2 separate regions of the Homo sapiens genome follow, and region 1 is linked to region 2. The links are chromatin loops, found by intact Hi-C in ENCODE. Cell type or tissue: natural killer cell. All regions are shown on one strand. Links, peaks and the distances in the headings refer to the core of each region. The heading gives the core; the rest is flanking DNA.

Evidence for each region. A loop is a pair of places that touch in the nucleus more often than their neighbours do. Peaks named below come from ENCODE experiments on the same cell type or tissue, not always from the same donor. Only the 100,000 strongest peaks of a DNase experiment are listed, where the experiment ranks them.
Region 1: a loop joins it to region 2, with 23 times the contacts of the local background. A loop is called at or near these places in 2 of 110 quality-filtered maps.

What each region holds. Positions count from the first base shown.
Region 1 is chr3:43,004,595-43,020,283 of GRCh38, forward strand. The region is part of intron 1 of GASK1A (golgi associated kinase 1A); the gene reads left to right. Among named protein-coding and RNA genes, the nearest start is that of GASK1A, 33 kb to the left of the region's middle. In natural killer cell, for the core only: no CTCF peak of the experiment used is centred there; DNase peaks (open chromatin) are centred at 8,527, 8,677, 9,357 and 10,547; H3K27ac peaks cover 2,500 bases.
Region 2 is chr3:43,339,390-43,355,078 of GRCh38, forward strand. SNRK (SNF related kinase) reads left to right here. Exons shown (of 7, transcript NM_017719.5): 5 at 898-1,110; 6 at 3,955-4,089; 7 at 7,950-11,754. The coding sequence ends at 9,168. It overlaps SNRK-AS1 (SNRK antisense RNA 1), which reads right to left and starts at 12,573. Exons shown (of 3, transcript NR_046757.1): 1 at 12,209-12,573; 2 at 11,942-11,992; 3 at 7,530-10,588. In natural killer cell, for the core only: no CTCF peak of the experiment used is centred there; DNase peaks (open chromatin) are centred at 7,772 and 8,222; H3K27ac peaks cover 2,500 bases.

The sequences.
Region 1 (15,689 bases), core at 8,132-10,631, 330 kb before region 2:
ACTGTTCTCAGTTTTGACCATTATTTATTCACTCCCCTCTATGGAAGATGAGGATTTGGGCCTTTCACCACGTTTCCCCATCTCCAGTACAGACACATTATTCTCATCCATCCATTCCCCCAATATAATTAGGTAATAATTTTGGTGAGATCAGTGTTTACATTATGACTACTTAAAACCTACTCACAGATGTATTAGCTTCGTATTGGTGCGGTAACAAATTGCTAGGAACTTGTTGGTTTAAAACGACACGAATTAATTTTCTTACAGTTCTGGAGACTAGAAGTCCAAAGTGAGTCTTATTTGGCTAAAATCAAGGTGTTGGCAGGGCCAGTTCTTTCTGGAGGCTCTGGGGGAGAATCCATTTCCTTGCCACCTCTATCCTTTAGAGGCCACCTGCATTCCTTGGCTCATGGTCTCTACCTCCATCTTCAAAGCCACCAGTGCAGCATCTTCTCTCTCACTGACTCTGATTCCCTCTGTTTCAGTCATCACATGGCCGCCTTCTTGCTTCCCTCTTAAAAGGATACTTGTGATTACATCGGGCCCATCAGATGATCTAGGATAATCTCCCCATTTCAAGACCCTTAATTTAATCACACCGTCCGAATCCCTCTAACCACATAAGGTAACTTGTTCACAGGTTTGGGGATTAGGACATGGATATCTTAACGGCTGAGCAGTATCCAGTAGTACCCTTGGTTTCACTTTCCACAGTTTCAGTTACCCAAGGTTACCTGCAGTCTGAAAATATTAAATGGAAAATTCCAGAAATACACAATTTATGTTTTCATTTGTGTGTTGTACTGAGTAGTGTGATGAATCTTGTGGCATCTCGCTCTGTCCTACCTGGGACATGAGTCATCCCTTTGTCCAGTATATTCACACTGCAGATGCTCTCTGCCCATTAGTAACTTAGTAGCTGTCTCAGTTATCAGATGGCTATTGGAGTACTGCATTGCCCATGTTCAAGTAAACCTTATTTTACTTCATCATGGCCCAAAGTGCAAGAGTAGTGATCCTGCAATTGGAGTGTGACAAAGAGACGCTGAAAGTGCTTCATTTAAGTGAGAAGATGAAAGTTTCTCTACTTAAGAAAAAAAAATCGTAGGCTGGGGTTGCTAAGATCTGCAGTAAGAATGAATCTGCTATCTGTGAAATTGTCTTCTGAAGAAAGAGAAATTCATGCTAGTTTTGCTGCTGCACCTCAAACTGTGGCAAAAGTTACAGCCAAAGTGTGTGATAAGTGCTTCATTAAGATGGAAAAGGCATTCAATTTGTGGGTGGAAGACATGAACTTCTAGAAATGTGTTCTGATTTATGGCAATGGGATTTGGTACTGTCCAAGGTTTCAGGCATCCGCTGGGGGGCTTGGAACGTATCTTCCAAGGATAAGGGGTAGGGACTGCTGTATTATATTATGATCACCTTTCCTTTCCTGGGCACCTTTCTGTTTCTCTCTAGTTAGTAATCATCTTTTTTGTTTCCTTAGTTTTTTTCATGTACTTATCACAAGCCAACTTCCTCTTAATAGACTCAAGCACACATCAATTTCTTTCTTTGGAAACCCCCTGCCCAGAGCCTTTTGACCTGCTCCTTCTGAGCTGGTCGCTTTCTTGGTCGGTGCACAGCCGTTGGCTTAGGATCCTCCTTTCCCAGCATCCCACGAGTCTCTTTGCCTCTCTTGTTTTGCATCTTTGTTTCCTGCATCCCATGTCTTCCTCTTTCTTGGCTTACCTCCTGGTTTTAGTGGAGTAATTTAACCAATAGCTTGTTAAAAGTGACTACAGGAGGGGTAAACCATGTTGAAATGTTATATGCCTGAAATTGCCTTCATTCTACCCTCATATTTGATTGATAGTTTGGCTTGAGTATAGAATTAAAAGAAATAATTTTCTGTCAGATTTTGAAGGCTTTGCTCAATGGTGCTCTAGCCTCGGGTATTGTAGTAAAGAAGTCCACAGCCATTCTGATTCTTGATTACTTGGTATAAAACTTGTTTTATTTTTTTCTCCCTTTCTCTCTGGAAACTTGGAGGATATTTTCCCCAGTGTTCTGAAGCTTTACAATGATGTGCCTTGGTTTGTCTTAACCTGGTTTTCTAATAACAGAGCCCGAGGCTGGAGGCTTATGTGCTGTTATTTGGGAGTACAATCTCAGGAAACACCCAAAGAGAAGCAGGGAAACAGGAGAGATGATATGGCGATGTATTATCAAGCTGGCTGCTGCTACAGGCAATTGATTGTGTGATCCTATGGACCTATCCAAGAAGCTGCATAAATTGAATTCAGGACCACTTGAATTTACCCACTGTCTTCAGTCTCCCAATGATCAAAGCTTTGCTCCACTCGACATAAGTTTCCCTATACTTCCGGGTTGTGTACCCCTCAGTATCACACACCTGATAGTCATAGGAGAGCAGGTGAGAGGCACAGCACTGCCAAGTGGTGAAGCTCAGGATAGGTGGCCCCAAGCAGCCATTGCTATTGAAGCTTTTGCTTTTAATGGCTGCAGCAACAAACTGTCTCCATGACCATGGAAACAGGACATACTGTTGCTAGTGGGTGATCTCATCAAAATACAAGTGTGTGGGGCAATTGCAAATATCTGAATTCCATACCACTAAGGTCTCACTTTTTAGCCATTGTGTTGGATACTTGGGGGGCCCTTGCAATATTTCAATGTTCAGCATGTAAATGTTCTCTTAAAACTCCTGTTTTCAGTATAGTCCCCACTGCCCTCAACTGTCCCAGGTGTCTCCCAGCATGTAGCTTCCCTAGCTTTCTCTCTCCATAGAACAAACTTTCAGTCTTCTGCTGGGTGCAGGAGGGGCAGCTGCCTGACTTCACAGTATGGAGATCTGGGTGTCTAGCTTCTTCTTAAGTCGACTTTCAGCCAATCCTTTTGTTTTTTATCCTATCAGCACCAGTCCTTTACCTGTTGGGGGCTCCCTTGGTGTAAATCATGTTGAGTTTTGACCTGCCTTCTAGTTTAGGATTCAGCTTTCATGAGTCTGCTCAGGCCATTGCTACTCATTCACCTGCTTTCCAGCTTCCTGAATTTTGCTTTTATGGTTGACTGCTTTCCTGTTCTCTTTATCCTTAGAGGTTTGTTCTTTAAAAATAAGAACACTTTACTGTTATTTTCATATTTCAGGAGGAAAGAAAGAGAATAGCAGGTGCTTAGTCTACCATTTTTAGCTGAACAACAGCATTACTTTTCTAAATCAAATTGTCTGGCTCCAAGCCTGTCCTCACCTAGGTGACCTGATATCAGTCAGACAGCCCAGCTCAATTTACCTTTAGGAGCCTTGGTTGGCTTTTAAAGCAAAGGCCTTTTTATTCTATCCTGGGGCAGGAAGAGGATGGCTTCCAGCTCTCCGGGTTTGCTTGCTTGCTTGCTTGCTTGGAGAAGAAAGGCAGGTGGAGAAACAACTCTTATTCTTTTAGGCTTCTATAATAGCAGGGTCAAAACTCCGGCTAATAAACTGATGGAGTTAGCTAGACCTGGGTTTGAGTCTAACTCTGCCACTTAGCTATGAGGCTGTAAGAAACTGACATAAGCTGTCTATGCCTCAGTTTCCTCAGCTTCCCAATGTGAGGAATGATACCTCCCTTCCAGGGAGGTTGCAGGAAGTAGAGGAACTGTCTTATCAGGTACCTGGCACAGGGTCTGGCATGGGAGATGCTCAACAATGCTGGCTACAGTTGGTGTTCTGGAGTCTCTCGAGGGAGGACCTCCACGCCTCCATGGTGCCACGTGCACCCCCAGACGTGGCTGCCTGCCTCCTTCCTAGTCCTCTGAAGCCGGAGGTCACCTGGCTGGAAGGAGCTCTATGCCCACGGTTGTCAGGAAATGCCTCATGAGCATCCCCACTGCAAGGCCTCTTTATTTCCCATTCAGTGTACAGGCTTCCTATCTGATAGACTCACTGAAGGAAAAAGGAAAGATTTAATTTTTCCATCTCAGATTTCAACTATAGCTTTGTTTTAACCTTCTCAAGTGCCAGTCTTCTAAGAGGTATTTTGTGTCTGAGCCCTGCTTTCCTGCTGCCAGGCATCTGCCCAGGAATGCTTTCGCCCTCACCAGGACTCTACAGGTGTGTACAGAGCAGCCATGCTTTAGAAGTCAACTGCACTTAGGAGCAGCAGAGCAGGGAGTCAGAGGTCACTCTTTTGGTCACTTGAGCAAGTGGTGGCTCTGAGGAGGCACGTTGGTATCAGTCCCTGAAACCTCTTCACACGCTTTCCTCTCAGTTATGGTTTGCCAGTGTTCAGAATGCTGTGACTGTAACTGTTACCAGCCCATCCACAGATGGAGAGAGTGCGGCATGGGGCAGTAACTTAAAGGAGGTGCTGGAGTTCCCAAGTACCTTGGAGATTTAATAATCATGAGATTTAATGATAATGCTAAGTAATAACTATAAAAATGTATGCAAGGCTCTGTTCTCAGCACTTTATATACATTAAAATATGTTGAATCCTCACAGCAACTCTTTGAGGGAGGAACCATTTTCATACTCATTTTTCAGATGCAGAAATTGATGTGAAGATATATGCTTATTAGGGCAAAGCTGGGGGGTTGGACCTAGAGAGTCCAGCTCCTGTGTATCCTTCAGCGCATCCTTCTAGATGTTGCCTTTCTGAAGTGAGTGTAAGTATTTGTTGAAAGATAACACAACTCATCATCTCCCATGTCTCAGCTGGTATCAGGAACCCCAGCCAATGTAATGAAGAGACGGATCCAGGTATTTCTCAGGTCTTTAAAATCCTTCTGCTAGCACTGCTTCCCCCAGGTTATCTGGGCGCATTGAAAATGCTTCTGGATAAACCCCTGATGGCCTGAGCTAATTCTTTCCCCCATGTGCCCTGAAGTCCCCAGGGCCAGAACTGGCTCCTGTGTGCTGGGAAGGGCTTGGTCTCTGCAGGCTGGAGGCCAGAGTTGGAATCTCAGCTCTTCTACTTAGATGGTGTGTCACCTTGAGCAAATTTTGAAGTCTCTTTTTCGAGTTCCTCAGCCATAAAATGGTATGATATTTCCTTCCTACCTGTTAGAGTCATTGTGAGAATATCTGGAGGCAACATCCTTCTAGCCATAACAGTGAAAAACATGTAACAAACTCATGGTGTCATCAGATGTTGGTGGAGACCTCAGGTGGTGGCACCCAGAACTGCTGTCCAGCATTCCATGCTTCACCAGCCCTGTCCCACAAGTTTGGAAAGATAAGTGGCCTGAACGTAGGCAAGGCTAGATTTGCCAGAATTGGCATGAGGGAAATTATTATATCATTACCTTTTCACTTGAGACAGTGAGTTGCTGGGGGGCAGGGGCCAAGCCTTCTTCGCACTGGTGTCCTTATTTCTTGGTCCAGTGCTTGGCATTAGGGGAGGTCAGAATAGAAGGATAAAATTGTAATGCAGCACAATTTTTCTGGGGAGCAACCTCACCCCTACACTGTTCCTTTGGAGGAAGCTGCCTCCTGCCCCAGGGTGCTCTGGATTCCCACACTGGTTCCCTGAGGGTCTCCAAAGTACGTGCCTAACATCATATGCCTTTCCCAGTATCCTTCACTCCCTGTTGTCTACCAGTCACATGTTGGGTTCCAGGCCGTTATATATAGCAACTCAGTACCTACAATAACAGAAACCACTCTGGTGAAGGAGGGAGTCTGAAAAGGTGAACTCGTACTCAGATATTACCCAGCCAGAGCCTTCTTCCTGCTAGGCCATACTCTTCAGTAGAACCCTAATGCTTTCAGGGCTTCTCAAGAAAGCCTAGTTCTTGAGGCTTTCTCAAATCCCCGAATTTGAGAAACACCATTATAGCATTTTATATTCTCCCATGAAATACAGTAGAGTGGGCTGCAAGAGTTAAATTTTCAATTTCTATCACTGTCCTTGAAAAATAATTTTTACCTTGGCTGAGGCCTTTGCTGAAACGATTTTTTGAATTGCTTTTCGTATTTCATGAGGGTGGAGAATTCATTTGGATTATAGATTTCTGCCATCTCTAAGTTTGACATTCCTTTCTTTCTTGCTTTAAAAGCTAATATTTTCTAGGTCTTGTCTCCCTGTGTACCACTTCCTCCCCACACCCATCCCAACTGAGAACCATCATTTTCTAAGGCTTCTTTTGGTTTTCATTCCTTCCCCAGCACTAGCTATTGCCATTTGTTCTCCAAGGAAGTTTCCATCACATAATAAGATTACAATATCCCTGATGTTATGCTATGGAAGCTAAGCAGCAGAACCTGGGCAGACAGCCATGGACACATGGATGGCTCCTCCTACCATATTTGCTTGAAGTAAATGAGATTCAGATCTGAGCCTCAGAGGAATTTCAAATTGCACCCTGCCATGGACCTTTAGCCTCTTACCTTCCCCAACTCCCCCCTCTCCACCCACCAACAAATCCATTAAGGTAAAATATCTATAGTGTTTTTAACTGTTCAAAATAGTTTTCTTCAAATGTGCCAAGAGGGCATTTGCTTAGGCAGATTAAGAAATGGGCCAGGCATGGTGACTCACGCCTGTAATCCCAACACTTTGGGAGGCCGAGGTGGGCAGATCACGAGGTCAGGAGATCAAGATCATCCTGGCCAACATGGTGAAACCCTGTCTCTACTAAAAATATAAAAATTAGCTGGGTGTGGTGGCGTGCGCCTGTAGTCCCAGCTACTTGAGAGGCTGAGGCAGGAGAATCACTTGAACCTGGAGGGCAGAGGTTGCAGTGAGCCGAGGTCGCACCACTGCACTCCAGCCTGGCGACAGAGTGAGACTCCATCTCAAAAAAAAAAAAAAAAAAAATGGTTAGGAGATCACAAGAGATTTTTATTGCAAATAGGAACCTTTTTCTGTATGTAAGAACCCACTGTGTGGGCTGTCATTTACAAGGCAGGGCTGGCTTCTAGGATTTAGCACACACTGAATTGCAGCAAGTCAAGGCTGTGTGAAGCCATGGGAAATGGCTGTGTGAAGTCACAGAAAGGGACAATGTGAAGTCACAGGAAGAAGCAGAGTGAAGTCACAGGAAGGAGCAGTGTGAAACAATAGGAAGGGGCTGGAAGATGTCATAAGAAGAAATTATGTGAAGTCACAGGAAGGGGCTGTGTGGAGCCAGAGAAAGGGGCTACGTGACATCACAGGAAGGAACTGTGTGAAGCCAAGGGAAGGGGCTGTGTGAAGTCACAGGAGGAGGCTGTGTGAAGCCACAGGGTCAGTATGAAGCCACAGGAAGAGGCAGTGTGACGTTAGGAAGGGGCTGTGTGAAGCCAAGGAAGGGGCTGTGTGAAGTCATAGGAAGGGGTAGTGTGAAGCCAGATAAAAGGGCAGTGTGAAGTCACAGGAAGCGGCAGTGTGAAGCCAAAGGAAGGAGCAGTGTGAAGCCAAATAAAGGGGCTGTGTGAAGTAACAGGGACAGTGTGAAGCCAAAGGAAGGGGCAATGTGAGGCCAAAGGAAGGGACAGTGTTGAGCCATAGGCAGGGGCTGTGTGAAGCCACAGGAAGGGGAATGGGAAGTCACAGGAAGGAGCAGTGGGAAGTCACAAAAAGGGACTGTGGAAAGTCACAGGAAGGGGCAGAGGGAAGTCACAGGAAGAGGCTGTGGGAAGCCATAGAAAGGGGCTGTTTGAAGCCACTGGAAGGGGCTTCTGAGGTCACAGGAAGGGGCAGTGTGAGGTCACAGGAAGGGGCTGTGTGAAGCCACTGGAAGTAGCTGTGTGAAGCCACTGGAAGGGGCAGTGTGAAGCCACTGAATGGGACAGTGTGAAGCCACAGGAAGGGGCTGTGTGATGTCACAAGTAGGGGCAGGGTGAACTTACAGGAAGTGGCTCTGTTAAGCCACAGGAAGGGGCAGTGTGAAGCCACAGGAAGGCACAGTGTGAAGTCACATGAAAGGGGCTGTGTGAAGTCACAGGAAGGGAAGTGGAAAGTCACATGAAGGGGCTATGTGAAGTCACAGGGAAGGGCAGTGTGGAGCCACAGGCAGTGTGAGGCCACAGGAAGGAGCTGTGTGAAGTCACAGGAAGGGAAGTGGAAAGTCACATGAAGGGGATATGTGAAGTCACAGGGAAGGGCAGTGTGGAGCCACAGGCAGTGTGAGGCCACAGGAAGGAGCTGTGTGAAGTCACAGGAAGGGAAGTGGAAAGTCACATGAAGGGGCTATGTGAAGTCACAGGGAAGGGCAGTGTGGAGCCACAGGCAGTGTGAGGCCACAGGAAGGAGCTGTGTGTAGCCACAGGAAGGGGCAGTGTGAAGTCACAGGAAGGGGCAATGGGGTCACAGGAAGGGGCTATGTGAAGTCAGAGAAAGGGGGGTTGTGTGAGGCCACAGGAAGAAGCAGTGTGAAGCCACAGGAAGGGGCTGTGTGAATCACAGGAAGAGGCAGTGTGAAGTTACAGAAGGGGCTTTGTGAAGCCACAGGAAGGGGCATGGGAAATCACGGGAATGAGCTGTGGGAAGTCACAGGGAGGGGCAGAGGGAAGTCACAGGAAGGGGCAGTGGAAAGTCACAAGAAGGAGTGTGTGAAGCCACTGAAAGGGGCAGTGTGAAGTCACAGGAAGGGGCAGTATGAGGTCACAGGAAGGGGCTGTGTGAAGTCACTGGAAGGGGCAGTGAGAAGTCACAGGGAGTGGCTGTGGGAAGTCACAGGAAGAGGCAATGTGAAGCCACAGGAATGGGCAGTGTGAAATCGCAGGTAGAGGCTCTGTGAATCCACAGGAAGGGGCAGTGAGAAGTCACAGAGGCAGTGTGAAGTCAAAGGAAGGGGCCGTGTGAAACCACAGCAAGGGGTGCTGTGAAGTCACAGGAAGGGGCAGTGTGAGGCCACAGGAATGGGCAGTAGGAAGTTACAAGAAGGTGCAGTGGGAAGTAACAGCAAGGGGCTGTGTCAAGTCACAGGAAGGGGCTGTGTGAAGCCACAGGAAGAGGCAGTGGGTAGTCACAGGAACAGGCATTGTGAAGCCACAGGGAGGGGTATTGTGAAGCCAAAGAAGTGGCAGTGTGAAGCAACAGGAAGGGACAGTGGGAAGTCACAGAAAGGGGCAGTGTGAGGCCACCAGAATGTGCAGTGGGAAGTTACAGGAAGGTGCTGTGTGAAGTCACAGGAAGGGGCTGTGGGAAGTCACAGGACAGGGTAGTGTGATATCACAGGAAGGAACTGGGTAAAGCCACTGGATGGGGCTACGTGAAGTCACAGGAAGTGGCTGTATGAACTCACACAAAGGGGCTAGGTGAGGTCAGAGGAAGTGGCAGTGTGAGTTCACAGGCAGGGGCTTTGTGAAACCACAGGAAGGGGCAGTGGGAAGTCACAAGAAGTGGCTGTTGGAAGTCACAGGAAGAGGCAGTGTGAAGTCACAGGAAGGGTAATGTGAAGCCACAGGAAGGGGCTGTGTGAAGCCACAGAATGGGGCTTTGAAAAGCGGCAGGAAGGGGTAGTGTGAAGTCACAGGAAGAGGTGGTGTGATGCCACAGGAAGGGACTGTGTGAAGCCACAGGAAGGGGCAGTAGGAAGTCACAGGAAGGGGCTGTGTGAAGCCACAGGAAGGGGGAGTGTTAAACCACAGGAAGGCACAGTGTGAAGTCACAGGAAGGGGCTGTGTGAAGTCACAGGTAGGGACAGGGGGTAGTCACAGGAAGGTGCTGTGTGAAGCCACAGGCAGGGTCAGTGAGAAGTCACGGGAAGAAGGAGTGTGAAGTCATGGGAAGGGGCTGTCTGAAGTCACAGGAAGAGGCAGTGGGATGTCAAAGGAAGGGATGGTGTGAAGTCAGAGGAAGAAGCTGTGTGAAGTCACAGGAAAGGCCAGTGTGAAGCCACAAGAAGGGGCAGTCTGAAGCCACAGAAGGGGCAGTGTGACGTCACAGGAAGAGGCAGTGTGAAGCCACAGGGAGGGTAGTGTGAAGCCAAAAGGAGGGGCATTGTGCAGCCACAGGAAGGGGCATTGGGAAGTCACAGGAAGTGGCTGTGGGAAGTTGCAGGAAGGGGCTGCAGGGAGTCACAGGAAGTGGCTTTGTGAAGTCGCAGTATGGGACAGTGGGAAGTCAGAATGAGTGGCTATGGGAAGTCACAAGAAGTGGCCATGTGAAGTCACAGGAAGAGACAGTATGAAGTCATAGGAAGGCGTGGTATGAAGTCACAGGCAGGGTTCTGTGTGAAGCCACAGGAAAGGGCACTTTGATATCACAGGAATGGGCAATGTGAAGTCACTGGAAGCGGTGGTGTGAAGCTACAGGAAAGGCCAATGGGAAGTCATAGGAAGGGGCTGTGTGAAGCCAAAGGAAGAGGCACTGTGAAATCACAGGAAGAGGCTGTTTTACGCCCTGGGAATGGGCAGTGTGAAGCTACTGGAAGGGGCTTGTGTGGTCACAGGAAGTGGGAATTTGAGGTCACAGGAAGGGACTGTGTGAAGCCACAGGAAGGGACAGTGAGAAGTCACAGAAAGGGGCTGGGTGAAGTCACAGGAAGTGGCTGTGTGAAGCCACTAGGAGGGGCAGTGTGAAGCCACAGGAAGGGGCTCTGTGACATCACAGGTAGGGGCAGTGTGAAGTCACAGGAAGGGGCTGTGGGAAGTCACAGAAAGGGGCAGGGTGGTGTGAAATAACAGGGAGGGGCAGTATGACATCACAGGAAGGGGCAGTGGGAAGTCACAGGAAGGAGCAGTGCGAATTCTCAGGAAGGGGCTGTGGGAAGCCACAGGAAGGGGCTGTGTGAAGCCACTGTAAGGGGCTTGTGAGGTCACAGGAAGGGGCAGTGTGAAGTCACAGGAAGGGGCGGTGTGAAGTGATAGGAAGGGGCAGTGAGAAGTCACAGGTAGGGGCTGTGTGAAGTCACAGGATCTCTGGCTGTGTGAAGACACAGAAAGGGGCAGTGTGAAGTCACAGGAAGGGGCAGTGTGAAGCCACAGGAAGGGGCAGTGTGAAGCCATAGGAAGGTACAGTGTGAAGTCACAAGAAAGGGGCTGTGTGAGGCCACAGGAAGGGGCTGTGCAAAGTCACAGGAAGGAAAGTAGGAAGTCACAGGAAGCGGGTGTGTGAAGTCACTGAAAGGGGCTGTGTGAAGCCACAGGAAGGGGCAGTGGGAAGTCACAGGTAGAGGCAGTGTGAAGCCACAGGCAGGGAGGTGCTGTGTGAGGCCACAGCAAGGGGCCATGTGTAGCCACAGAAAGGGGCAGTGTTAAGTCACAGGAAGGGGCAGGGCAGTGTGAAGTAACAGGGAGGGGCAGGGCAGTGTGAAGCCACAGGAAGAGGCTGTGTGATGCCACAGGAAGGGGCACTGTGAAGTCACAGGAAGAGGCAGTGTAAAGCCACAGGGAGGGGCAGTGTGAAGCCAAAGGAAGGGGCAGTGTAAAGCCACAGGAAGGGTCTGTGTGAAGCCACAGGAAGGGTCTGTGTGAAGCCACAGGATGGGGTTTGGGAAGTCACATGGAGGGCCAGTGTGAAGTCACAGGGAGGGGCTCTGTGAAGTCACAGAAAGGGGCTGTGTGAGGGCAGAAGTGGCAATGTGAGGTCACAGGAAGGGGCTGTGTGAAGCCCCGGGAAGGGGCATAGGAAGTCACAGGAAGTGGCTGTGTGACGTTACAGGAAGAGGCAGTGTGAAGTCATAGGAAGGGGCAGTGTGAAGTCTCAGGTAGAGGCTGTGTGAAGCCACAAGAAGGGGAAGTGTGAGGACACAGGAAGGGGCTGTGATGACAGGGAAACAGGCTGTGTGAAGCCATAGGTAGGGGCTGTGATGACAGGGAAACAGGCTGTGTGAAGCCACAGGCAGAGGCAGTGTGAACATGCCAGAAGTGTCCCTGTGAAGACACAGGTAGAGGCTGTGTGAAGCCACAGGAAGGAGCAGTGTGACATGACAGGAAGGGCAGTGTAAAGTCACAGGAAGGGGCAATGTGAAGCCCCAGGAAGGGGCTTTGTGAAGCGTCAGGAAGGGGCTGTGTGAGGTCACAGGGAAGGGCTGTGTGAAGCCACTGGAAGGGGCTGTGAGAGTTCACAGGAAGGGGCTGTGTGAGGTCCCAGGAAGGGGCTGTTTGAAGCCACTGGAATGGGCCATGGGAAGTCACAGGAAGGGGAAGTGGGAAGCCACAGCAAGTGGCTGAGTGAAGTCATAGGAAGCGGCAGTGGGAAGTCACAGGAAGTGGCTATGTGAAGTCACAGGAAGAGTCTGTGTGAAGCCACAGGAAGGGACGGTGGGAAGTTACAGGAAGGGGCAGTGGAATGTCACAGGAAGGGGCCATAGGCAGTCATAGGAAGGGGCTATGTGAAGCCACAGGAATGGGCAGTGGGAAGTCACAGGAAGGTGCAGTGTAAAATCCCATGAAGGGGCTGTGTGAAGTCCCAGGAAGGGGCTGTGTGAAGTCCCAGAAAGGGGCTGTGTGATTTCACAGGAAGGGTCTGTGTGAAGCCACTGGAAGGGGCTGTTAGGTCACAGGACAGGACCATGTAAAGTCACAGGAAGTGTTGTGTGAAGCCACAGGAAGGGGCATTGTGAAGTCACATGAAGTGGCATTGTGAGGTCTCAGGAAGGGGCAGTGTGAAATCACAGATAGAGGCAGTGTGAAGTCACAGAGGCAGTGTGAAGTCACAGGAAGGGGCAGTGTTAGGTCACAGGAAGGGTAGTGTGAAGTCACAGGGAGGGATAGTGTGAAATCACATGAATTGGCAGTGTGAGGTCACAGGAAGGGGCAATGTGAAGTCACAGGTAGAGGCAGTGTGAAGTCACAGGAAGGGGCAGTGTGAAGTCATAGGAAGGGGCAGTGGGAAGTCACGGGAAGGGGCAGTGTGAAGTCATAGGAAGGGGCAGTGGGAAGTCATGGGAAGGGGCAGTGTGAAGTCATAGGAAGGGGCTGTGTGAAGTCACAAGAAAGGGCTGTGTGAGTTCACAGTAAGGGCTAGTGTGGGGTCACAGGGGCTGTGTCAAGCTACAGGAAGGGGCCCTGTGAAGCCACAGGAAGGGGCAGTAGGAAGTCACAGGAAGGGAGGAAGGGGTAGTGGGAAATCACAGGAAGGGGCAGTGTGAAGCCACAGGAAGGGGCAATGGGAAGTCACAGGGAGGGGCAGTGTGAAGTCACAGAAAAAGGCAGTGTGAAGTCACAGGATGAGGCTGTGTGAAGTCACAAGAAGGGGCTGTGTGAAGCCACAGGAAGGGGCAGCGTGAAGCCACAGGGGGCCGTCTGAAGCCACAGGGAAGGGCAAGGAGAAGTCTCAGGGAGGGATAGTGTGAAGTCACAGGAAGAGGCTGTGGGAAGTCACAAGAAGGGACTGTGTGAAGCCACAGGAAGGGCCAGTGCGAAGCCACAGGAAGGGCCAGGGTGAAGCCACAGGAAGGTGGGAAGTCACGGGAAGAAGTAGTGTTAAGTCACAGGAAGATTCAGTGTGATGTCACAGGAAGGGCTGTGTGAAGTCACTGGAAGTGGCCGTATGAAGTCACAGGAAGGGCTGCTTGAGGTCACGGGAAGTGGCTGTATTTAGTCATATGGAAGGGCTGTGTGAAGTTACGGGAAGTTGTTGAATGAGACAGCAAAAATCGCAGCAAAATCCCAGATTTCTTCCCCATGCTTAGCACCCTCCTATACTCACATCTTTATCCCGAGACTGTGGATTCTTCCCTCATCCTTGTTTGTGAAGTGAGAAGTACATGGGCTATTGGAAAATTTAAATCTTGCCTGCCAGTAATCTGAATTTCTACCATTGTAACATTATCATATTAGCACATATGTTGTAGGATTTTGAGAGTTCCTGGCGCATGGCATGTGCTCAATAAGTGGTCATTTTTTTGGGGATCTGCTATAGTCACCTCACAAGTCAGATGTTTTCAATTTCCTGGCTGATAGTCTGGATAATTCTTGACATGGGACTGGGGCACCATCTGGTTGTGGAATAAGCGGGAGGCATAGAACCTGCCTGTTTTAGCCATCAAGCCTTAGACTAATTTAAGGATAACAGATTATTAGTAAGCTGCTTCTGATGCTACCTCTCAAATATGCCCAGCTTGCAGTATATCAAATGGTGGAATTTTTCTCATTGATATTCTTCTATTTCTCAAAGAATAAAGGAGGACAAGAGACATAACAAAGCTGTTTTCATTTTGAATGAAAAACATTTAACCTAAAAATATTTTTATTTTTCCTCAATTTGTCCTGATAGAAAAAGGTTGCAACCTGCCTTTGACCTCATTCAAGCCTCACTTGTGGATAAACTGATCAGTCCTGAACAGATAAGCCCCCTTTGAGAGAAGGCCCACCCCAAGACCCAGTGCAGTCTTTTGGAATTAGGGCTGGAGCAGGGGCTTTACGTGGCAGCTTCTTCCTGGGGTGGCACAGCAACTAGGTCAGCTAGCTCTGAAGCCAGACTGCCTGGGTTCGTGCCTTGGTGCTGCCCTTGTCAGCAGTGTGAGCCTTGGGCCTCTCTGATTCTTTATGCATTGTTTTCTTGACCTGTAAAATAAGGATGATAACAGTAGTACGTATCTCATAAGACGGGCATGAGGATTAAATTATAAGTAAGGTTTTCAAGCAGTCTCAGACATGTAGTGAATGCTGAATCAATGTTAGTTATCATTCTTTTGGTTTTCTTTCTTTTTCCTGGAATTGGCTGAGCCAGAAATTACAGGGGCAAAAGTCCGCTCTTGTCTTGAAGTTGCTGATGTGTAAGGAAAAATCAAAGCCCTCTGATGGAGCTGAGCAAGGGAGCCTGGCCTGGTGGTAGCTTTGGAGACAGGCTGCCTGTTATTCTGCCCACAGTGGAGCAAACAGCCCAGCCTCTCAGGACCCAGCATATCTGACTGGAGAGGGAGGTTGTGCCTGTTGCCTTTGCCCTAGAGGCCGGTTCAGCTCTGCCTGCCTGGGGTCTGACTTTGGGAAATCAAGGAAAGCAGGGTTGCCTGCTGAGTTCCTCCTAGGACTGGGACATGTGGTTTTAATCCAGCCCTCTGAAAAAGTCTGCTCATATATTCCCTTTCACCCCAGCCATAGTTTTGTTGTGACAAACTGCACTTTAAGAAATGGAACAGAAACTCCAAATTCCCAAATCTTTGCCAGTTTAACTCAGAGCCTAAGTAGTGATGAATCAGGCAGGGTGGCTGTTTAGAAAGGGGCAAAGGTCGGGGAACAGAAACTAAGGGGTTGTCACACCTTTAGTGATGACTCCAGAGTTAGACCCAAATTCCGTTTTTAACACACACACACACACACACACACACACACACCCCATCACATGGCTTCCCTCTACCCCTTCTCCCACCCAGAAAACTCTTAAAAAACACTTTACAAGTGCTTTGTGATTTTGTCTGTTTGGGTGGGGAGAAGAGCATGTGATCTGTCTTCTCTCCATCTTCCCTGCCCAGCATGTTATCCCATTGCCCATGGCAGTTTGGTGGAGGACCAAATTTTTGTCATCCTTTTTTGATGTCTGGTAGTTGAGGAAAGATGACTTAGCCTCTGTCTTTGCCAGCTGGTCCCTGTGCAGCCAGCCAACTGCAGTCATATTTGTAGGCAGTGGAGGTGTCAGGGTGTAGAGTGGTGCAGGGCATAGAGGCAGTCTGGGGAGTGGAGATCTAGTGCCAAACTGTCAGGCAAGATCCTGATTGGATTTCCCCAAAGAAGAGTGTTCCTTTCCCTACAGAAATGAGGAAAATCTCCTGCTGCCTATTACAGTACGAACTGTAAACTCTAAGTACGGTCCTTTCCTCCAAGCGTTCCT
Region 2 (15,689 bases), core at 6,812-9,311:
TGAAGCAGAAACAGGCCAAAGGCCAGCTTTGTCATTCATTTCGTAAGGGTTCTGTTTTACTTCATTTTTAGTTGCTGAGTGTTACTTATTTATTCTGCTAAAATGGTGCCTTTAAATAAAATAGTTTCCTAAAAATACATTACATGGGCCGGGCGCGGTGGCTCATGCCTGTAATCCCAGCACATTGGAAGGCCGAGGCGGGCGAATCACTAGGTCAGGAGATCAAGACCATCCTGGCCAACATAGTGAAACCCCGTCTCTACCAAAAATACAAAACTTAGCTGGGTGTGGTGGCACGTGCCTGTAGTCCCAGCTACTCAGGAGGCTGAGGCAGGAGAATTGCTTGAACCCAGGAGTTAGAGGTTGCAGTGAGCCAAGGTTGCACCACTGCACTCCAGCTTGGCAATGGAGTGGGACTCCATTTCCAAAATATATATATATATATATATATATATATATATATATATATATATATATATATATATGTTACATGGTATTTTAGTTGTTGTCATCAGAAGCATCATTCATTTTTTTCTGAAACAGAAGTGGGCTTGTATACTTTATTCTGTATGTCATTGCTGATCCTTGAATTTAATTCTGGTATGTCACTAAGCCAGCAGTTAATTCAAGAACAGATGTTGATACCTATAGTTAATTCTGGATGATAGGGAGCTCTTATTTGTGCATTTGGCTTATCAGCGTACCTGGAGGTTGTGATTTTTTATTTTATGACTGCAGTGGCACTAAATTTTTATTATTCCCATCTGCCCCACTGCCACCACTAGTGCACCTAATTTAATTGATGGTATAGGAAATCATTTTTGTTAATAAAATGATCCATCATTACTGATCCTTGCAAGCAGTTTGCTTTAACAATGGACTTACCTTCCTTTCCAGCCTAATCACACGGATGCTACAGAGAGATCCCAAGAGAAGGGCTTCTTTAGAAGAGATTGAAAATCATCCTTGGCTTCAGGGAGTGGACCCTTCACCAGCTACAAAGTATAACATTCCCCTTGTGTCATACAAAAATCTCTCGGAAGAGGAGCACAACAGCATCATTCAGCGCATGGTGCTTGGGGACATAGCGGATCGAGACGCCATTGTAGAGTACGTCAATGCCCGTCAGTACAGAGGGCCACAGGTTTAGGATTCTTGGAATGGGCTCTCTCTACTTAACACAGCCTTTGGACACCTGTGTAATAGATAAGAGTTCCCAGTTGGCAAGAGTTGTGTCATTTATCTCTAAAGTTCTTGGCCCAGGGCCTGACACAGGTTTTTTTTGGTGTTTTGGTTTTTATGCTAGTGAACAAGTAAGCCATTGCTGGGTGGTTTCAGTGAGTGCTGTGGCCTTTTCCCCATTCTATAGGGGTGGAATGAAACAGCTTGTTTTGTATCCCAGTATGTACCTTATCTGTGGCACTATTCTCATTCCTCTGTCTCCTGCCGGTCCCCACAGTGATAGGGAGAACAGTACCACCTGCCTAGAGTCCTCTAAGTCAGGAGTTGGTAAATGCTGCTGGCCACACATTTTTATAAGTGAAGTTTTATTGGGCCACAGCCATGCCCATTCATTTAAGTATTGTCAGTGGTTGCACTGTGCTATAATGGCAGAGTGGTTGTGGGAGAGACCACTTGGCCTACAAAGCCTGAAATATTTATTATCTGGCCCTTGAGAGCCCCTGCTGCAGCCACCTGGAGCCTGCAAGTTATACAAGTTGTTAATTACATCCTTTAAAACCAAAGCCAGTTGTTTTTTTGTTTTTGTTTTTTTTTTTTGAGATGGAGTCTCGCTCTGTCGCTCAGGCTGGAGTGCAGTGGCACAATCTTGGCTCACTGCAAGCTCCGCCTCCCGGGTTCACGCCATTCTCCTGCCTCAGCCTCCCAAGTAGCTGGGACTACAGGTGCCTGCAACCACGCCCGGCTAATTTTTTCTATTTTTTAGTAGAGACGGAGTTTCACTGTGTTAGCCAGGATGGTCTCGATCTCCTGACCTCGTGATCCGCCCGCCTTGGCCTCCCAAAGTGCTGGGATTACAGGTGTGAGCCACTGTGCCCAGCCCCAAAGCCAGATTTTAATAAACAGTTTGGAATCAAAGATAATACAGAGGAAAGAGGCATTTGCTTTTTTCTGATAATGATTAATTTCTATAAGAGGTCCTGACTGTAAAAACAAGGAATATTTCCACAAATTAAAGGTCAGAAGTTATTTAATTTGTTGAATGAAACAGTTGGGTATGTTCGAAAGAGAGTATGCTCTAGGAGGCAAAAAAGGGGCTCCCATCAGGAGGGCCCTTTCAGGATTTGATCCAGTTCCCTGACTTCGGGGAAGAGAAGCCTGTTGGCTGGACCTGCAGACCCCTGCTGTGTGTCTTCGTGCCACACACATGCCCACTGGGAGGCTCTGATCCCTGAGAAGGGCAGTGTCTGTATAAAGGACACTTTAGAGTGTTTTACATTACTGGAAAGAAAGGTTTATAAAAATAAACCCAGGTTCTTAATTTTGGTTTAAGCACAATTTTCTATAAGTTTCCAAATGTATTATGGTTCTTTACAGTATTGACTCACAGCTACTTAAATGACCTAAACATGTGGTGGAGACGGGACACTTGCTGTTTCTGCTACAGACACTGACTTTTGGAATGTGTAGAAAATGATTTTTCACTTTTGAGTGGGTAAAAGGCTGTTTGTATCTCTCTGAATTGGCCTTACGTTCTTAGCTTAAATAAATACATATATACATGTAGTAGTGTCATCTAGAACTACTTAATATAAATTCAATTATAAATCCAAAAGGTAGTGCAATTTAAATGGTTCAGGTGACTCCAGTTTGCCAGTTTGTTGGTTTCCCGATAGCTGGGTGAGCGTCTTGCTGTCCTCTCAGCTAGCCTCACTCCGTGCTTGCTGCTCACATCATGAGAAGCTGCTTGTTCTGAGGGTGACTCCTGAGTTCCAACACACACCTTTCTCTCACAATACATTTCCAAACCCAAGCCAACTCCTGTATTTAGTACTTGGCTGAAGAAACTAATAAGTCATTCTACCCTTGAATTTCACCTTGGATACTTCCTTTGTAATCTCATGCCTCAGCCTGCCCTGCCCCCATTAGTTGTGACCCCAGTGTACATTTTGAAAAATGGTGTCTCTTGCTTCTTTCCTAAGTGTTCATTGTGTGAGTATTTTCAGTAACTACAGAAAGTTTCTGAAAACGTAGTTACGTATTTCCTGGCCTTGTGGAATCCGCCAAAGCCAAAGCACACTCCTAGTATGTATGTCCTGTGACAGGTCAGCTACAAGAGAGTGGGCAGGGCTGTGGGCCTTGGTGGGCCTTGTGTCCCAGCACCGTGTCTAGCCAGACTAGGTACTCGGTGAACATTACTTTTTAAACGGATCAATGACTACATTGATTTTATTCAAAGCAATTGATGGTGACATGCTTTCAATTTCTTTAATAATTCTGTAGTGCCTAAATTGCCAGTAAATGCAGAGGGAGTATGAAAATAAAAACATTTGCTAAGTTTTCTGACTGATATTAGTACTTCAGTGCACATTCATGTAACACAGACTTCGTCTTCATGTACTTCTAGTGGAAGCAAGTAAACCACCTGAACAAATACAAACACTGTACACACAAATTCAAATTTTGAATAATGCGTGCACTTATCTTATGTGTCTAAAACTGACGTCTAACTCAGCTGCTGTTGGCATTTTGGATTTTTCTCTCATTTACGAAAAATCTTCATAAAAATATGAACATTTTTATGCAGTTGTTTTTAGAACTTTGAGTGACCTAAATAACTACTAGTTTGGTTTTTTTCTGGTTTGCATTTTTTGCATAATTTTAAAGATTCCAGCCATTGAATTTAACTTGCTTGTACTTTTAAAAATCAATTCTGCTTCTTGTAAAAAAACCTCCTGATATGGCTGACGTTTGCTCTCACCTTGTTTTCCTCAGAGCCCTGGAAACCAACAGGTATAACCATATCACAGCCACATACTTCCTGCTGGCTGAAAGGATCCTGAGAGAAAAGCAAGAGAAAGAAATACAGACCAGATCTGCAAGCCCGAGCAATATCAAGGCCCAGTTTAGGTGAGAAAAAAATCTTCACTGATTTTAGTAAGTTTAACGTTTTGAAATAGCGAACTTTTTTTTTTTTTTTTAATGCTTCCTAACTCTTTGGGGCAAGAGAGTACAAACAGTGATGACGGCCTCATTGGAGAGGCCACACACGGGCTCTTCAGGTGTACATGAGGGTCTGGGTTCCCTCGTCACCAGGGATGCCGTCCCCTTCTGGGCTCAGTGGGGACCGGGGCTGTGTCTGTTGGCATGGTCAGGAAAACATGTTTGGAGAAGCAGCCTCAAGCCAGAGTGTCTTGCTAGTTATTTTCATTAAATTCTTCCAAATCCAACATGTATTAATCTGTTATTTTCTTTAGTTTTTCATTCTAGGAACAAGGCTGAATTTTCCCTCAGTTATTTGAAGTAATTTTTAAAACTAAATAGAGTATTGCTATGCCACAGTGTTCTCTCAGGATTTCCGGGATTGGATAGTCAACATTAGCTAGTTGATTTCTTAGCTGCTTGACCTTGGGAGGTTGCTTAACCTCTCTATGACTTAGCTACCCGATCTGTAAAACAAAAGTAACAATGCTATTTACCTCATGGGGTTGTGGAGAGGAATGATGAATTAATATATGTAAAGCACTTAGAACCAGGGCTTTGTGTGTTTGCCATCACTGCTGGGAATATTTTACCACCATTGTCTTCAATAAAGTCATGAACGTGCTGCTCCCCAAGCCTTTTCTAACCCCCTCTCTCCTCCTCCTCCTCTCCCCCAGCCTTCCCACTTTGCTTTTCTGCCAGAGTAACTTTCCACTTAAAATCAAAGCATGGAAAGGGCTTACTTTTTTCATTATCATCATGAAATTTATTTCGAGTTTATGCACTCAGATAAAGTAACCCATGGAACTGTAGTTCGAAAACAGAAGAGTGCTGCTGATTCTGAGTAAATCTGTGTGTACCTCCAAGTATTTATGAATATATGTGTGTGAATATTATTGTGAATAATAATATTATGATTGTAAAAGATTAAGAAAGCCATTTCGATTTTAAGTTACTTGCAGTTGGCTCGCCATGTGAACTTTGTTGCTTGGGTGGAATGGCAGAGTAGGGGGAGGAAAACATTCCCAGCTTGCCAAACAGTAAAGATTTAGAAGTCTAGTTTAACTAGAACATGAATTTAGTAACTTTATTCATATCTTGGATGCATTCCTCTGTAATAAAAACTAGGCACACTGTCTAGTGTCTGCTTAGAAGAGGACTGAACCCAGGGAGTGAGGAAATTCTTGGGGATGAGATAAACCAGAGACTGATGCTCAGAGGTTACGGTCAACCTAGTCCTGACCTGAGCTCCCTGGCAAGAAAGAGTAACCCCAAGGCAGATCATCACTACTCGCCAGGTGCACCGAGACTGGAGCTACCACCAGGCTTCTGGAAGAGAATATTTAGATTTGAACTCTCTTCTATTCAGTGAAACATACCAGAACTCAGTCTAAAGCTGATTGTATATGTGAGACCAACATTAGCTATAAAGAAATAGTAGGCCAGGCACAGTGGTTCAACCCTTTGGGAGGCCAAGGTGGGAAGATCCTTTGAGCCCAGGAGTTCATGACTAGCCTGGGCAACATAGACCCTGTCTCTATAAAAATTAAAAATAAAAAAAATTTAAAAATACCAGAGCTTTCTGAACTGTTTTCCTTTTGCTGTCATGGAGACTCTGAAGTGGAGAAGCTATGAGCACCTTTTTTTCTATGGCACAGGGCCCACTGGCAGTGGCAGTGTCTCCTGACTTGCCTTCTCTTTGTTGTCACTGTAACGTTATCGACAAGACCCTGGACCTCCCTTGGTTCCATTGCTGGGTATGCCTTGTGGTCAGAATGACCTAGGAGGTAGAAACCTGGACTGAGTCAGGAGACTGTATTTAAAATGGCAACTAGCTGGGCAGGGATGGAGGAAGAAGGGTCAGGCCAGTGAGAACCACAGCCACAGAGAACAGATACATGCTCTGTGGCCAGTGGGTAGTCTGGAAGAATTTGTGACAGGCCAGTTGAGATGAGTGGTTAACAGGAGACTGATATCCAGTCTCCTAGCCGGGCTGGGTGTCTTCACAAGCAGTTCGGTAGGCAGAAAGAAACAGGGATTTGGCCTGCAGGTTCTGGAGTCCAGGGGCAGGGTCCTAGACCTGGAATTGAGGGAGAACACAGGGACTCCACTAGAGAATGAAGTCCCAGATGCCATCTCAAGAATGTAGGTATAAGATGTGGCTTAGCTGAAAGGAGTGGTGTTGGTACAGATAGGATCCTGCAGCAGTGAGGTGGTGTGGTATTGGGAGTTGTCAAATCAAGTAGCTTAAGGTTTCTTAAATTCTAGAACAGATTCTGTTTCAGATATAGTAGCACTAACTTTGTTAAAAATATGAATAATTGTAGGGCTGCCCCAGTACATTCGTATGGAAGAACATGAGGTCTGAGAGAAGGGCCTAGGCATTTAGAATTATTTCTAATTGAGAACTCTTAGGACTGACTGTGTCCGGGGCCTGTCTGCAGACTCCGGAGACTCTTCCTCCAGCCTGCCCTGTAGAGCCGAGGACAGCACTGTTGGAACTCTCTAGGGAGGAGCCAGATAGCAGGGTAGGCATCTCATAGACTGCACCCAGATAGTTCTGGAATGGAAAACCAAGAAGTTAACCCATAAGCAGGACGTGGCCACACAGTGTTAGTCATTGTTCGGTTATGACCACTTCAGAGAATACTGCTTCTTAGCTTCAAATTTAAATTTTTTTTTAATGACAGGTTTATTTTATTAAAGGGGAACCTGTGCAAAACAAAAGAAAACTTGCACATAGCAAGTCTAGTAGATATTCCACATACAGTGGCCACTGGTAAAATTTTGTTCCTGCTTTATTATTATAACTATATGACTATACCCCCCTGGGGAGAGAGGATAGTTGACAGTTCAGAGACGTTTATTCAGAATAGCAGCTAGAGAGCCTCATTTAAAAAATTCATCTTCTTTGGGTACCAAGCAGTATTCTTGTTACTTTGGCAACTCCAGCTCCAGGTTGGGAGATAAAATGAAAGTTTAAATAATGGTGAATTTTGTTATTCACTACTCTTGTATGGGCATTTAAAAATATACTTATTTAAGGCTGGCACGGTGGTGTGCGCCTATAGTCCCAGCTATTCGAGAGGCTGAAGTGGGAGGGTTGCTTGATATCCCAGGGGGTCAAGGCTGTAGTGAGCTGCATTCATGCCCTTGCACTCCAGCCTGAATAACAAAGAGTGAGACCCTGTCTCAAAAGCCAGATATTTATATTTAACTTAGTTTTTTTTAATTGGAGAAGAGATTTTTATATGTTTTTGTATGATGTATACGTGTTATAACTTTTTTAAAATTCAGATCCATTAAACTGTTTCCATTTCATTTTATAAACACCAAGTTCTTACCCCATGGTAAAATCAGGAGCCCTGGAAATTTCAGGTGAATTTTATTTGTAGTAATATACCTTTATGTGATCTAAGAACCAAAGAAACAAGACGTGGTGTTCAGGTTTTGCTTTGCCAATAACCTCCATGGGCTTCTAAAAAATGTTTAGTATAAAGCTTTTGTATAGAAAAGATGGAGTAGCTCTTTGCCCTATTTTCTTTTCTGACACCTGTGATGAAGTTTTCACTTGGCCAATAAGCCACAAACTGAACCATGTTTCAAAACCACATTTGCCCTTCTGGTGGCCTTGCTGATGTTTACAGGATGTTGAATGGGTTTGCAAGGCTGCTGCTTTTTTCTTTAAGTCTGTAGATTTTGTCCCAGTAAGTTCATTGTGATGTACTTTACTATCATCTGCATAATGATTATATGGCTTTTTTCCCCCCAATCTATCTGTTACATAGGCAGTCATGGCCAACCAAAATTGATGTACCCCAGGACCTTGAGGATGACCTCACGGCCACTCCTTTGTCCCACGCGACTGTCCCTCAGTCTCCTGCTCGGGCTGCTGACAGTGTCCTCAATGGCCACAGGAGCAAAGGCCTGTGTGACTCAGCTAAGAAAGATGACCTCCCTGAGTTGGCTGGACCAGCACTCTCTACGGTGCCACCCGCAAGCTTAAAACCCACAGCCAGTGGGCGGAAGTGTCTGTTCAGGGTGGAAGAAGATGAAGAGGAAGATGAGGAGGACAAGAAACCCATGTCCCTCTCAACACAAGTGGTTTTGCGCCGGAAGCCATCTGTAACCAACCGCCTGACATCCAGGAAGAGTGCGCCCGTCCTCAACCAGATCTTTGAGGAAGGGGAATCTGACGATGAGTTTGACATGGATGAGAATCTGCCTCCCAAGTTGAGCAGGTTAAAGATGAATATAGCTTCTCCAGGTACAGTTCACAAACGCTACCACCGGAGGAAAAGTCAGGGCCGGGGCTCCAGCTGCAGTAGTTCGGAGACCAGTGATGATGATTCTGAAAGCCGGCGGCGGCTCGATAAAGATAGCGGGTTCACCTACTCCTGGCACCGACGGGATAGCAGCGAGGGGCCCCCTGGCAGTGAGGGGGATGGCGGGGGCCAGAGCAAGCCAAGCAATGCCAGTGGAGGGGTGGACAAGGCCAGCCCCAGTGAGAACAATGCTGGTGGGGGCAGTCCCTCCAGCGGCTCGGGTGGCAACCCCACCAATACATCGGGTACCACACGCCGCTGTGCCGGCCCCAGCAACTCCATGCAGCTGGCCTCTCGCAGTGCTGGGGAGCTCGTTGAGAGCCTCAAACTCATGAGCCTCTGCCTCGGCTCCCAGCTTCATGGGAGCACCAAGTACATTATTGATCCACAGAATGGCTTGTCATTTTCCAGTGTGAAAGTCCAAGAGAAATCTACGTGGAAAATGTGCATTAGCTCCACAGGGAATGCAGGGCAGGTCCCTGCAGTGGGCGGCATAAAGTTTTTCTCTGACCACATGGCAGATACCACCACTGAATTGGAACGGATAAAGAGCAAGAACCTGAAAAATAACGTGCTGCAGCTACCTCTGTGCGAAAAGACCATCTCTGTGAACATCCAGCGGAACCCTAAGGAGGGGCTGCTGTGCGCATCCAGCCCAGCCAGCTGTTGCCATGTCATCTGACTGTGGCCCCATCTGGCCGCTAGCACGCTTCCTGCTCAGAGCAGTGAAGACCGGCTCACTTCACTGTTCCATTTGGTTTTACTATTTTAAAGTGGGCGTTAGGAGCAATTATTTATTACCTTTCCATTTGTTCGCCTGATGATGTGACAATGCATGGTCTTTGTGCATGCTGCTAGACACTTTTCTTTCCCAGCCGAAAAGCCTATTATGTAATTTTTACATTCATAATTTTAATGTGGATGATCAGGATTAAATCAAGATATATATCTGGAACCTCTTATAAATGGAGCACTTAGAAATTTGTTGTTCTGCACTTAACCTAGAGAGAGAAAAAATGCTTTTCTTTGTGAAAAATCTGAATTCCTGTCCTGACCTTCTGTGATGTGGAAACCCTAGGCTCTGAGACACACTCTCTGGTGTCTGAGACAGAACCAAAGCAATAACGTTGTGATGCCCACAGGCCTGGAGCCAGCTAGCGACCTTGTGCCGCCCAGCTGTCCATGGCCCGTGCAGAGCAGAGGACAGTGAGTGTCTGCACTGAGAACCTTAAACCACAGTTGAACATACCCACACCTGTTTGTCTTAAGCTATAGTGTAAAAACAAAGTTTGGGCTCTGAAAATTTAACTGAAAAAGATTTCCTTGTTTTTGTAATAGGTGAGATAAAGTACTTAGATTTATAAGGCAGCTTCCCCTGTAGTGATAAATTACAAGCAGACAATCTTATTTTGTAATGTGATGAAGTGATGATGTCTTAACTCTACTTAGAGAGTGTATGTCTGTCTAACAGAACAAAAAGATGCTCTGTGTAAATTCCTTCCTGTAGGGCACACTGCAGGATTTCCATGTAGATAGAAGAACTATAGGGCCTAGTACAGAAGGTGCACACAAATGTTGGCAAAGTCAAAACCCCATGAATTAAAACCTACTGGAATTTGGTTTTTAGGAGTTTGGTAATTAGATTATCTCTTTTGTTATTTTCATTCAGTTATATCCTTTGGCTCAGCTAGCTTTGAAATTGGCTGATGAAAAAATATACATAAAAGGGTAAAATTCACACATACAGCAAACAAAAATGCACAAAGCCTGCTTCGTAACTTTTTTTTCTGGAATTGTTTTTCACTTTGCCTTTTTCTGCCAAAACAATAATCAAAGAACTCTTGCTTTAACCTATTCCTGTACAAAGACTGTTTTTGACCAGATAATCATCTGTTGTGGCATTCTATCTTGTAGGACACTGTATATTGCAAATTGCTGATTATGGAAGGGGCCAGTTGCTGTTTTTTCATGCAGTGCCCTGGGAGTCTTAAAAGCAGTGCTTAGCAACATTGGTGATAGCATGTGGCTGGGACCCAGGGCCCTTCCCCACTCTTCAGCCCCGAGTCATGTGTCTGAGGTGACGGACTGAGACGCATCTGGTCCTGTAATTCAGAGAGTGGGCACATCACCAAAGAACTGCATTGCTGTGGTCACTGTTTCTTCAAGTACACACTGACTCTGCTACTTTAGGATAAATATATTTTACTCAGAACTCTGAATTTCACAGTATACTTACTAAACTAAGTAAAAATGATACTTAAAATACTTATTTTACTTTCTAGACCTAGGCTAGATGTTTTAAGCTACAGCTCTAGTTCATTGTGATATTTATAATTTGAAAGCTATGAGAATAGATGTGTGGGTGAAGCCATAGAACATATTTGCTTGAAATTCTTGAGCAGGGATCTTATAAAGGGCCAGAAATAAGATGTGTGGTTCACATAGATAGTGAGCGTAACATCTGTATTAAACATAGGAGAGAAGTTTATAAAGGGCATTGGCAATAAACTCTTTGTTGCAGCTGTTTTCCAAGCAGTGTAAATACTTTTTCCTGTGATTATGTATAGCCTTGGAATGGCACCTTTTAACTAACCCATATGTGTTTGGTTTCAATGGTTTTTTATATTCAGATGTATATATGGTGCTCACTTTAGGATCAGCAGTGTTGACCATTTATGCTGCATAGCTGTATTATAGCCTTATTAGTTGTGTGGTTGACCCTTGGGGTATACAAATGTCAGTCTGAGTGGTGTCTTACTCCTTTGTTTATAAGTGAATGATTGTGCATGTTTTGTATGTCATAGTATGTCGTCACATAAAAGGGAGGGAGCGAAAAACCATTACATTAAGATAATATTGGACCAAACTACTTACTTGCTCTAAACAGTTACTTGTACCCCTTAACCTGTCTTCAAAAGTTGCATATAGTTACAGTAGTGTATAAATTAAATATTGTGGAAAAACAGTCTTGTATTTTTCTGTATGTGTGTATATATATATAATTATGTACTTCTGGCAATTCTATCTGTATTTAAAGATGTGACAATCTTGACACCAATTTTAAGAATAGCTGTGAGACCGAATTAAAGATAATCCCTACCAAGTGAAAATTGATGTGTGTTAAGAGGGTACAGAATTATCAACTGATTTGGTCAGTTGCTTCCAATGCTGGTTGATTTCCCTCATTGTGTAAACATTGACAGGTATGTGACAAATGGGAAAAAAAATCCAAATAATAAAGTGACATATTGGTGTTCAGCAATATAAACCGTGTCCTGTGTTGTATTGCTTCTCATGAGTGTAGCTTTGTGTGATCCCACCTCAGTTAGACCCAGCCTTCTCCATGCCCTGTGCCTGCACCACCAGATTTGGCTGAAAAAGTACAGTCATTATTATGTTTAAACTCATGGCTACAAATCATAGGTGGGGCCAGGGTGCCCATTAAGTATACTTACTTTATTTCTCTATTTCATCTCCTTTCCTCACTCTGCTGGTCACCATGCTGCCTAATTGAATAAAGGGAAGCAATGAGAACTGCCACAAGTTCCCACCTCTGCCTTCCTCCCTTCCTTCATACACATTCACATGCTCTGCCCTTCCTCCTGTTACTGTGATTCCAAGGTCAGCTACTCTTACTCAGTTCTCACAACCATTACCATAATTGACTTTTACAACCCCCCCCCGCCCGCCAAAGAAATCTTGTGCCCTTTGGCATACTTTACCTTGTCCGCAACTCCCTTTACTCCAGCCTCATGCAACCACTTCCTGTGATCAATTTTCAATCCCATGTTAGAATTTGATGAATTGCTCACTTTCTTCCTTATGAACTTCCCATCTTTCAGTATCTCACTTCTGCCTTGCTGCTCTTCATGTCCACTGGTCCTTCCTCATTCTTCCAACCTCTAAATTTGGAATGTCCCAATGTTCAATTCTGGACCCCTGCTCTATCTGCAGTGACTCCTGATCTCAGTTAGTCTAGTATCTATATGCTGATAGAAGCCCAAAATATATTTAGCCCACATACCCTGGGAACACTGGATTTCAACTATCTATTTGACTTTTCTTCTTGGATGTGTCTGTGTGTCTACAGCATCTCAATTTTTACAAGTTCAAAACCCCTAATCTTTCCCCTCAAATCCTTTTACTAGCGCACCCATCTTAATAAATATCAACTCCTAGCCTTCAATAGTTTCATTCAAGCTGAAAATCTTGGTGTCATCCACTTTTTCATCCCAACATTCAGTTTATGAGCAAATCTTAACTTGCCTTTCACAGTTGACTCCTTCTCATTGCCACCACCACTACCACTCTAGTCCATGACACTCAACTGTAAATGCCTCTTAAAGGGTTTCCCTGCATTTGCCCTTGTCTTTCTCATTTATTTTCCACTTAGCAGTATGAGAGATCATTTTAAAGGCTAAATCATACCATGTTTTGAAACGTGTTTAGTTTCCAAATATTTGGGGTTTTCCCACATAGGTTTCTATAATTTTTAGTTTAATTCTATTTTTATCAGTGCATGCTTTCTATAGTTTAAATCTTTTGAAATTACTGAAACTTGTTTTATGGCCCAACATACGACCTATCTTGGTGAATGTTTCCTGAGTGCTTGGAAAGTGCTATTGGTGGAGTGTCCTATACATGTCAGTTCGTTCAAGTTGGTTGATAATGTTCAAGTTTTCTATATTCTTACTGATTTTCTGTCTCAATTATTGAGAGAGGAGTGTTGAAATCTCCAACTATAGTTGTGGATTTGTCTATTTCTCCTTTTAGTTCTAGCAGTGTTATTTTAGAAAATTTGAAGCTCTGTTGTTTGGTACATAAGCATTTAAGATTGTTACGTCATATCAATGAATTGATCCCTTTCCTCATGAAATGTTCCTTCTTTATGACTGGTAAACTATTTGTTCTGAAATCTACTTTGTGTGATAGTGATACAGTAACTCCAGCTTTTTTTTGACTTGTGAGAATATATCTTTTTCCATTCTTTACTGTTAACCTATTGTGTCTTTATGTTTAAAGTTTGTTTTTTGCAGATATCATATAGTTCGAGCTTGCTTTCTTATCCCATCAGCAAATGTCTGTCTTTGATTGAGGGTTTAGATGTATTACATTTAGTGTAATTGTCAATATGGTTGAGTTTAAACCTACCTAGTTTTCTATTTGTCTCGTCTGTTCTTTTTCCCTCTTTTGCTACCTTGTTTTGGTTTAACTGAGCACCTTTTGTTACTCCATTTTATCTCCGCTATTGGCTTATTGGCTGTAACTCTTGTTTTTCAGGGGGTGCTATAAGATTTGCAATACATGTATTTTATTATATCACAGTCTATCTTAATATATCACTTCATGTAGAATATAAAAACCTTACAACTGTATGCCTCTATTTTCCTCTTCCTGTTCCTTATACTACTGTTGTCATACATTTTATTTTTGTATATGTATAAATATTGTTTTAACTAGTTTTTAAGGGATTAAACAGGGGGGGGGGGAGTATTTTAGCTACATATTTGTCATTTGCAGCACTCTTCATTTCTTTGTGTAGATCCACAGTTTGGTTTTCCTTCTGCCTGTAGAACATTCTTTAACATTTCATATAATGCAGATCTGCTGGCATTACATTCTGTCAGCTTTTGTTTTGAAAAATTACTTTTCCTTTATGAAAGATATTATCATTGGGTATAAAAATTCTTGATTCATTTTTATTGCAATGCTGGACACTGAATTTTGCATTGTTGAATGCTGGAATTTTTTGTATTCGTGTGAGAAGTATTGGATTTCATTTTGGACTGCAGTTATTTAAAATCATTGGATCCTTCATGTCTCACTTTTAAACTGTTAGGGCAGATCCTGAGCAGTCTTCAGTCTAGGGCTAATTTGGCCCACTACTGAGGCAATACCTCTCTAGGGACTCTATTGAGGCTTTTCTACTCTGGCTGGTAGGAACATGAACTATTACCAGCCTTGGGTAAGTTCTGAGCATTGTTCAGCCTGCTGCTTTCCAGTGGTTCTTTCTCCAGCCTCAGGTAGTTTTCTCATAAGTACTGATCAGTACTCAACCAAAGACCACAGATTTTCTTTTGGAGCTTGCTCACTATCTGTGCAGCTCCCTCCTCTCTGCCCTGCACATTGATCTTGAACTTCAAACTACCTGCTCAACTCAACCAGACTATTTGGGCTTTCCCTCTCTGTGTTCTGGCAACTGCCTTTGGGCAGTGAGCTGGGGCATTCAACTCAGGGCTCACCTCATTTGCCTCCCTTCTCTCGGGGTGACAGCCCTATGCTGTCTGTTGCTCAATGTCTGGAAACTATTGCTCCATATATTTTGTTTGGTTTCCTAGTTGTTTAAGGCAAGAGGGTCAATCAAATTCCTCTAATTCTATCCTGGCCAGAAACAGCAGTCTAAATAGTGGGTCACTCCCCTGCTCAAAATCCTTCCATGGCTTTCCATCTCAGATTTAAAAGTTTAATCCTTGTGTGGTGGCCCACAAGGCCCTAGTGTGTCCTCTGCCCCAGTTATCACATCTGCTCCTCTCAACTTGCTCATTCAGCTCTGGCTGCAATAACCTCCTTGCTAGTCCTTGAACAGGCCAAACACAGGAGATGTCACACTTCGGGTGGTTATCAATCCATGGCCCTTCTGCCCCCTACAGCTGCTCAGCAGGGACGAGGTTTCTCAGACTTCTGGGATCTGGGGAGAGACAGATGAGAAGGGGAAATAGGATGTAGCCCTTTTTGAGCTATTAGGGCCTAAGGACATTGTGACTACCAGGGAGAGAGTCATATTTTTCAGGACGTCTGAATCCAGGACTAAGCACTTGCTGGACACCTCACTCTGAGCAAGGTGTTACAGATTGGCAAGTCGTCAGAAGAGAAAAAAATGAATCGTGGTTCTTGCCAGTTCATAATGCCCTTGGAGAAGAAAATGGTGATTTAAATTAGCACAAGTTGATGGATCAGAGGTGGTGATGTGTCTGCACAGCACCGCTATCAGGGTCAGGGAATTCGAAGAAGGGCGAAGCAGGGAGGAAGAATGCAGAGAGTGGAGAACTGAAGAGTGTGAGCAGGGCTCCAATCATCTGGAGGTCCCTGTGTGAGCCACAGGAGGTAGCAGTGGACTTTGCTGAGACAGCATTCATTTTGCTTCTTGATTCCTTTATCCTTTTACAAGGACTCCAAGGTTTCTGGATTAGAAGATGAAAAGAG